2 separate regions of the Homo sapiens genome follow, and region 1 is linked to region 2. A link is an interaction called in ENCODE POLR2A ChIA-PET data of the cell type or tissue named here. Cell type or tissue: B cell. All regions are shown on one strand. Links, peaks and the distances in the headings refer to the core of each region. The heading gives the core; the rest is flanking DNA.

What was found. ChIA-PET counts read pairs that join two places held together with the same protein. Peaks named below come from ENCODE experiments on the same cell type or tissue, not always from the same donor. Only the 100,000 strongest peaks of a DNase experiment are listed, where the experiment ranks them.
Region 1: POLR2A ChIA-PET joins it to region 2 with 6 read pairs; 4 of 35 experiments call an interaction of 5 or more read pairs at or near these places.

The regions. Positions count from the first base shown.
Region 1 is chr6:26,126,765-26,131,291 of GRCh38, reverse strand. No RefSeq gene overlaps it. Among named protein-coding and RNA genes, the nearest start is that of H2AC6, 4.9 kb to the right of the region's middle. In B cell, for the core only: no CTCF peak of the experiment used is centred there; no DNase peak of the experiment used is centred there; H3K4me3 peaks cover 1,637 bases; H3K27ac peaks cover 2,542 bases.
Region 2 is chr6:26,355,972-26,360,189 of GRCh38, reverse strand. No RefSeq gene overlaps it. Among named protein-coding and RNA genes, the nearest start is that of BTN3A2, 7.1 kb to the left of the region's middle. In B cell, for the core only: no CTCF peak of the experiment used is centred there; a DNase peak (open chromatin) is centred at 1,539; H3K27me3 peaks cover 1,175 bases.

The DNA of each region.
Region 1 (4,527 bases), core at 203-4,202, 230 kb after region 2:
CTCCCAAAGTGCTGGGATTACAGGCAGGAGCCGCCAGGGCTGCCACTTTGATGTCAGACTCAGAGAGTACAGATGGGATAGGGTGGGGGTGGGAACATGTAGTCAAGGCTGACTCTACCTGTTTCAAAGATGCCCTGCAGAACTGTGTGGGAGTCTCTCACAGATGGCTGCCTGGGTGGGACCCCACCAAACTGAAAGACCGAGACTTCAGGCAGGGCAGATGGAGTAGGCCAACTACAGAGCCAGAGGTGACACTGAGACACCACTGGGCCTGGAAATCAGGGCATCAAGCCAAAGAGGGTTTTTCTTAAGACCTAACAGAATTTGCCTTGCCAGGTTTTGGACTTGATTAGGACACATTACACCTTCCTTCTTTCCTATTTCTCCATTTTCTAATGGGAATGTCTATTATGCCTGTTTCACCATTGTACCTTAGAAGCATGTAACATTTCTGGTTTCACACGTTCAAAGCTGGAAAGGAATTTTGTCTCTGGATGAATCACACATTGAGCCTCACCCGTAACCTGATTTAGATGATTTTTTAGATGACACTTTGAACTTTAGAATTGATGCTAGAATGAGTTAAGACTTTCAGGGGGCTGTTGGGATGGAATAATTTTTTTTTTTTTTTTGAGACGGAGTCTAGCTCTGTCGCCCAGGCTGGAGTGCAGTGGCACCATCTTGGCTCACTGCAAGCTCTGCCTCCCGGGTTTATGCCATTCTCATGTCTCAGCCTCCAGAGTAGCTGGGACTACAGGCGCCCGCCACCACGCCTGGCTAATTTTTTTTTTATTTTAGTAGAGATGGGGTTTCACCGTGTTAGCCAGAATGGTCTCGATCTCTTGACCTTCTGATCCGCCTGCCTTGGCTTCCCAAAGTGCTGGGATTACACGTGTGAGCCACCATGCCCGGCTGGGATGGAATAAATTTATCTTGTATGGGAGAAGGACATACATTTTGGCAGGTCAAGGACAGAATGTTATGGACTAAACTGTGTCCCCCAAAATTCATTTATTAAAACCCTAAACCCCAGTGTGACTGCATTTGGACATAGAGCCTTTAGGGGGTACATAAAACTAAAGATCACAGGATAGGGCCCTAATCCCATTGGGGCTGGTGTCCTTACAGAAGATGAGACACTTAGAGCTCTCTCTCCACGCAGGCACCAAGGAAACACCATACAAACACACAGTGAGATGGCAGCCATCTGTTAGCCAGGAACAGATTCTCACCATAAACTATGTTGGCACCTTGATCTTAAACTTCCAGGCTCCAAAACTGTGAGAAAATGAATTTCTGTTCCAAGCCTCTTAGATATGGAAAAAAAGATTCTGTTGTTTAAGCCATCCAGTCTCTGGTATTTTGTTATGGCAGCCTGAGTAGGCTAAGACAATGAAGGATGTGGTAAAACTTTACGTCCCAACCACATACCAAAGAGGCTGGAATTTAGCATGCTTTCTTCTTTCAACTGTAGGCAATGTGCACAAGTTCTAAATCCTAAGACATGTTGGCTCCTTTACTCTGCCCAAACTACAACTCAAACAAACAACTGTAATATAATAACATCCAATGAAGTTCTGACATTTCTTCAACATGAGTACAGTAATTCAATGCCAGAGAATTCATTTTATTTTGAAATCTACATGCCATATTCCAATTTCTGTTGAAGATGCAATGGTTATATTTATTCTTTTTAATATAGATTTATCAGACTGGGCGCGGTGGCTCATACCTGTAATCCTAGCATTTGAGAGGCTGAGGTGGGCATATCACCTGAGGTCAGGAGTTTGAGACCAGGCTGGCCAACATGGTGAAACCCTGTCTCTACTATAAATATAAAAATTAGCTGGGTGTGGTGGTGCATGCCTGTAGTCCCAGTTACTAGGGAGGCTGAGGTAGAATTGCTTGAACCTGGGAGCAGGAGGTTGCAATGAGTGGAAATCGCACCAGTACACTCCAGCCTGGATGACAGAGCAAAATAATAAATAAATACATAAAATAGATTTATCAGTTTATCAATAATATAGTTTTCTTTTCTAGGTGTAAATATAGGTAATGACTGTCCTTTAGTACATTTTCTCATGATGCTCCTCTTACTTGGTTTGGTACAATATTAAGTATTGAAATAAAATAGAGAATCCTGTCGCTACACATGAGCACTTATTCCATTTGCTCATCTCCAATATGCACGGGAAATTCTCAAATTGCTAATAATCTTGTAACACACATGCATTATATTCAACAGGAATATATAAATTTATAATTATAATTTAGGATCAACAGATGACAAACCTTTAGAAGGTTTGTATTTAACCTTAAAATATAATTTTTTAAAAATTGGTTATAAAATTTCTAATACTTTCTTTTTTGTGACCTCAAGGGGAAAATATAATTCTTATAAAAGTTCAAATGATTTACAGAATACAAAAAGTGAATAGAGATGATGAATGAATTAAAGGAAAGGATATTGCTACATAGATTTGGAAATTTAAAAAGGGAAATTACGATTGTTGATTTTGTGTTAAACTGATCTGCTTTGTTCAAGATACCTTATGTACCAAAAAATGATTTTATCTCAGCCTCATATCTCAGTAAATTCCTGAGACAAACTTTAGTCCCTGGTGCCCAGGTGCCTTTGGTAATTGGGAGACCTCTAGGTTTAGCATCCTCATCCACTCGCCCCAATTTAAATAGTCCTCCCCAGGGCCATTCAGGCAAGGGAGATGAAAACTTGCTCAAGAGTTGGAATCCAACTGAAGCTACCGAAATTCATTGCTCAATAGATAATTTTCCCTGGAAGTAACTAGGGCTTTTGAATATAATAGTGGGCATTTCAAAGTAGAAGGTAAAGTATTTTGGAGATGAGGAGACAGGACAGAGCTACGAGGAATGTCCTTTGCTTAGGGACTAGGCTCTTAGCAGTACCTCTTAGGTAAGAACTGGTTAACTGGCACCTTCTGTGTTTCTCTGAAGCTCCCTTTGCTTAGGGACTAGGCTCTTAGCAGTACCTCTTAGGTAAGAACTGGTTAACTGACACCTTCTATGTGTCTGAAGCTCCCAGAACAAACTGCCAGTGAAATTTGGATTTTTGGAATATAGTTTCTTTTTTCTTGTTACTTTTTGTTTTGTTGTTTTTTTTTGAGAGTCTCACTCTCACTGCAACCTCCCCCTCCTATATTCAAGTGATTCTCTTGCCTCAGCCTCCCGAGTAGCTGGGACTACAGGCGTGCACTAGCATGCCCAGCTAATTTTTGTATTTTTTAGTAGAGATGGGGTTGGTTTTTTTTTGAGACGGAGTTTCACTTTGTCGCCCAGGCTGGAGTGCAGTGGCACGATCTTGGCTCACTACAACCTCCACCTCCCGGGGTTCAAGTGATTCTTCTGCCTCAGTCTCCTGAGTAGCTGGGACTACAGGCGCCTACAGGTGAACACCGCCACACCTGACTAATTTGTGTAGTTTTATTAGAGATGGGGTTTCGCCATGTTGGCCAGGCTGGTCTCAAACTCCTGACCTCAGGTGATCTACCCACCTCAGCCTCCCCAAGTGCTGGGATTACAGATGTGAGACACCAGATCAGCCTCAGAAGACATTTTCTATTGGAAAGAGAAAACACTATTAGCAACCTATTAGTCTAATATTTAATACTTAATGTCTTCCTTAGTAATAAACCAACTCTCTACAACAAAGTGCTTCCTGGCTGCCTAAGTCATTGATTCATTCAGTTCAACATTTTCTCAATGCCCAACAGCCAAGTGTCTCTTGTATGCCAAGTTCTATGCTGATTATCAGTATTTGAATAAGAGGGGGTCTACATCTTAAGTACTGCTTAAGATGAAAGCCTCTAGGTTAACAAACTTAACACAATGTATCATTCACTACTAAATAGACCGAATACAAAATCTTGTTATTGGAGCCCAGAGAGAAGAATTGAAATTCAAGTTTTCTCTCTCTCCTTTTCTCACTCACCACAATAAGTCAGTTGCACCAAGTCTTGTAGCTCTTTACTGAGCCATGTTTTCACGTGTCCCTTTGTTTTATTTGCCACACCCTAAATAAAAATTGTACTGGCTTTTTTTCCCTGGGTTTACAGTATTAATACATTGTCAAGATTTACCTCTTCGTGTAGATTCCCTGGGGAAAATTACCTTTCCTCCTTCCCTTAAATTCTTCAGAGGTTAGAAAGCCATTAGTAACATTCTGGTATGTGGACAAAGTTTACCCATTATGTATGGATGTTTTACTCTTTCTATTTTTCTGACAATAATCTCTTAAGGAGGTGTGGTTATAGAATAGTCAGCTGTTATAAGTACTGTTTTCCTGGCCTTACAACTTAAGTTCTTTAAGCTGTTTCTTAGTTTGCTCATCTCAAAATTCGGAATAAGGATAAAACCTATCTCTTAGATTGTTGGATTAAATGAATTAACATACTGGAAGCTCATGAAATGTGCCTGGCACACAGTAGTGCCTAATAAACCATCTCTCTTATTCAGCCTGTTTTCTGATTTCAGAATCTACACTTGCTGAGC
Region 2 (4,218 bases), core at 1-4,000:
CCAAGAAAGCTGGACTTCATCTTTCAGGCCAGAGTTTCTTCAGCAGAGTTATGTAAAAAACTTGTTTAGACAAAAACTAATTTTTATAATACATCTGAAAATATGTCTTCTAACTACTGAAAGAGATGGGAACTAGTTAAAAAATGCAGCATTAAAAGTTAAAATTTGTTATTAGGGAAGTCATTGGTCACTGATATGATAAACAGTAGTTTCCTTGGAAACTGGAACCACTCCACAACAGTTGATTATAAAGATGTGAACCAGATGATATAGAGTCTGCTTAGGTTACAATTTTTAGATTTAAATTGGCATTAAAATAATTTTTTAAAATTTTAACATTTCTGTCCAGGCGTGGTGGCTCATTTCTGTAATCCCAGCACTTCGAGAGGCCGAGGCAGGCGGATCACTTGAGGTCAAGAGTTCGAGGCCAGCCTGGCCAACATGGTGAAACCCCATTTCTACCAAAAAATACAAAAATTAACTGGCCGTGGGGGCACATGCCTGTAGTCCCAGCTACTCGGGAGGCTGAGGTGGGAGAATCGCTTTAACCCCGTAGGCAGAGGCTGCAGTGAGCTGAGATCATGCCACTACACTCTAGCCTAGGTGACAGGGTGAGACCTTGTCTCAAAAAAGAAAAAAGAAAAGAAAAGGATGATTGTTGCTCTTGGTTGAAGGGAAGCAGGAGCCCAAGGGGTTAAGTGGTTTGCTGGTGGCTGCTGTTGAGAGAAGGGCCATGGTAAACTGAATCCCAGAGGTCTGCAATAAAAGAAGAAAGAGGCTGGGCGTGGTGGCTCATGCCTGTAATCCCAGCACTTTGGGAGGCCAAGGCGGGTGGATCACGAGGTCAGGAGTTCGAGACCAGCCTGACCCATGTGGTGAAACCCCGTCTCTACTAAATATACTAAAATTAGCTGGGTGTGGTGGTACATGTCTGTAGTCCCAGCTACTTGGGAGGCTGAGGCAGGAGAATTGCTTGAACCTGGGAGGCGGAGGTTGCAGTGAGCCTGGGTGTACTCCAGCCTGGGTGACAGAGTGAGACTCTATCTCAAAATAATAATAATAATAAATTAATTAATTAATTAAAAAATAAGAATGAGCCTCCTCTATTGGGAAAGGTCATCCTCTTTGAGCACACAGTTTTGAGAGGGAGAAACTTCCTAATGCTCAGCAGCAAATTTTTTCTATTGCTTAGCCCCAGGCCCCCTCACAATGTGAGGTTTCGTCACATTGGCCAGGCTGGTCTTGAACTCCTGACATCAAGTGATCCGCCCACCTTGGGCTCCCAAAGTGCTAGGATTACAAGCATAAGCCACCACGCCCAGCCGGATCATTTAAGGATATATGAGTAGCTGCACTCACCCCCTTGTTAGAACCTCCAAAAAAGTTCCTTATTTTTCTCATTTTCCAGAATAAAAACAAATTACTTTTAAAATCAGAAAACTCATAAACAGATTACTATTTTAAGGATTAAATCGTCATCCCAGGACAAAACCTGGGTAGCCATAGGCAAATCACTTCCTCTCTGAATATCAATGGTTTCATTTATAAATGAGGTGGTTAGACCACAGTGATTTCTACAGTTCTCGGATGTGCTTAGAAAGCTTTTTTTTTTTTTTTTTTTTTTTTTTTTTAATAGAGACAGAGTCTCACTATGTTGCCTAGGCTGGTCTCGAGGTCCTGGGCTCAAGTGATCCTCCTGCCTAGGCCTCCCAAAGTGCTGGGATTACAGGTGTGAGCCACTGCATTTGGCCTAGAAAGCTTTTTGTTGTTATTAAATCATATGTGCTCTATAATATAGAACATATGATACCACACTTTGGTGACCTATCGATTTCTTCTCACATGTTGTAGTTGCCTTAGAATGTGGAGGCAGCTGGAAGGCACGATGAACAGCAATAGCAGATCACTGGCCTCTGACAACTGTCATTCAGTTGAGAGATGTGGATTAAATATGCCCCCAATTATTATCTGTGTAGTTGTGAGCACATAAGTCAATAGACATAGCGAGTGCTTCCCATGGTTCTATTACTTTATTCCCAAGATTCACACGTGACTATGGCCAGCAGCCTCTGGATATGTTAAGATGAAGGAGATATCAACAAAGCATCATGAAAACATTATTATTATTATTATTATTTTCTTTGAAAGGGAGTCTATCTCTGTCGCCCAGGATGGAGTGCATGGGTGCAATCTCAGTTCACTGCAACCTCCGCCTCCCAAGTTCCAATGATTCTCCTGCCTCAGCCTCCTGAGTAGCTGGGATTACAGGCGCCCGCCACCACTCTTGGCTAATTTTTGTATTTCCTGTAGAGACGGGGTTTCACCATGTTGCCCAGGCTGGTCTTGAGCTCCTGACCTCTGGTGATCCGCCCGCCTCGGCCTCCTGAAGTGCTGAGATTACAGGCGTGAGCCACCGCACCCAGCCGAGCGGAGGTTGCAGTGAGCCAAGATCGAGTCACTGCACTCCAATCTGGGTGACAGAGCGAGACTCGGTCTCAAAAAAAAAAAAGAAAAAAAAAGCCAAGCACAGTGGATCACTTGAGCCCAGGATTTCAACACCAGCCTAGGCAACATGGCAAAACCCAATCTCTACAAAAATACAAAAATTAGCCAGGCGTGGTGGCATGCACCTGTAGTCCCAGCTACTTGGGAAGCGGAGCCTGGGAGTTCAAGGCTGCAGTGAGCCATAATCATACCATTACACTCTAGCCTGGGTGACAGAGTGAGACTTTGTCTCAAAAAAAAAAAAAAAAAAAGTTTTGGCCGGGCGAGATGGCTCATGTCTGTAATCCCAGCACTTTGGGAGGCCAAGACAGACTGATTATTTGAGGTCAGGAGTTCAAGACCAGCCTGGCCAACATGGTGAAACCCCATTTCTACTAAAAATACAAAAGTTGGCCAGCTGCGGTTGCTCATTCCTGTAATCCAAGTGCTTTGGGAGGTCAAGGCGAGTGGATAACCTGAGGTCAGGAGTTCGAGACCAGCCTGGCCAACATGGTGAAACCCCATCTCTACTAAAAATACACAAAAATTAGCTAGGTATGGTGGCTCATGCCTGTAACCCCAACTACTCAGGAGGCTAAGGCAGGAGAATCACATGAACTCAGGAGGTAGAGTTTGCAGTGAGCTGAGACCACACTACTGCACTGCAGCCTGGGCAACAAGAACCAAACTTCGTCTCAGAATAAATAAATAAATAAAGATAGAAAAATTAGCTGCGTGTGGAGGTGCACGCCAGCTACTCTGGAAGCTGAGGCAGGAGGATCACTTGAACCTGGAGACAGAAGTTGTAGTGAGCCAAGATCACGCTACTGCAGTGCAGCCTGGGAAAAAAAGCAAGACTCTATCTCAAAAAAAAAAAAAAAAAAAAAAAAAGGAAAAGAACGGGCTGGGCACGTTGGCTCACGCCTGTAATCCCATCACTTTAAGAGGCTGAGGTGGGTGGATCACCTGAGGTCAGGAGTTCAAGACCTGCCTGAACAATATGATGAAACTCCGTCTCTACTAAAAATACCAAAAAAATTAGCCAGGTGTGGTGGCATGTGCCTGTAATCCCAGCTACTCGGGAGGCTGAGATAGGAGAATCGCTTGAACCTGGGAGGCAGAGGTTGCAGTGAGCCGAGATCACGCCATTGCACTCCAGCCCGGGCAACAACAGCGAAACTTCGCCTCAAAAAAAAAAAAAAAAAAAAAAAAAAAGATGTAGATTTTATTCCCACAAGAGAGAGACAACTTTGCAGGGTCATTTCAAGACAAGGAAATATATTTGGGGCTAAAATATTTTCATTTCTTTCCTTATTTATTATGTGAGGTCATGCCAGAGCCAGGTTGGAAAGCAAACCACGTCACATAGGGTTAAATAAAACCCCTCTGATGAAACTTTATGGTTTGTAGGGGTGACTCCCAAGGTCCCTTAGGGAGGAGTTTGGCCAAGATAAGAAAAAAAGTCAGAGTTTCATCCTCAAAGACAATGTTCCCCTGAAAACTGTTGCTATTTCTATATATTCTTTATTGAACATGCAAGGTATATATCCTGCTTAGAGTAGTGTCAACTGCTGTAACAAATATATGTAAAAGTTTCAGGCCAGGGAAGACGGCTCACTCCTGTAATCCCAGCACTATGGGATGTCGAGAGGTGGAAGGATCACCTGAGCCTAAAAGTTTGAGACAAGCCTGGGCCACATAGGGAGACCCTGTCTCTTTAGAGAGTTTAAAATT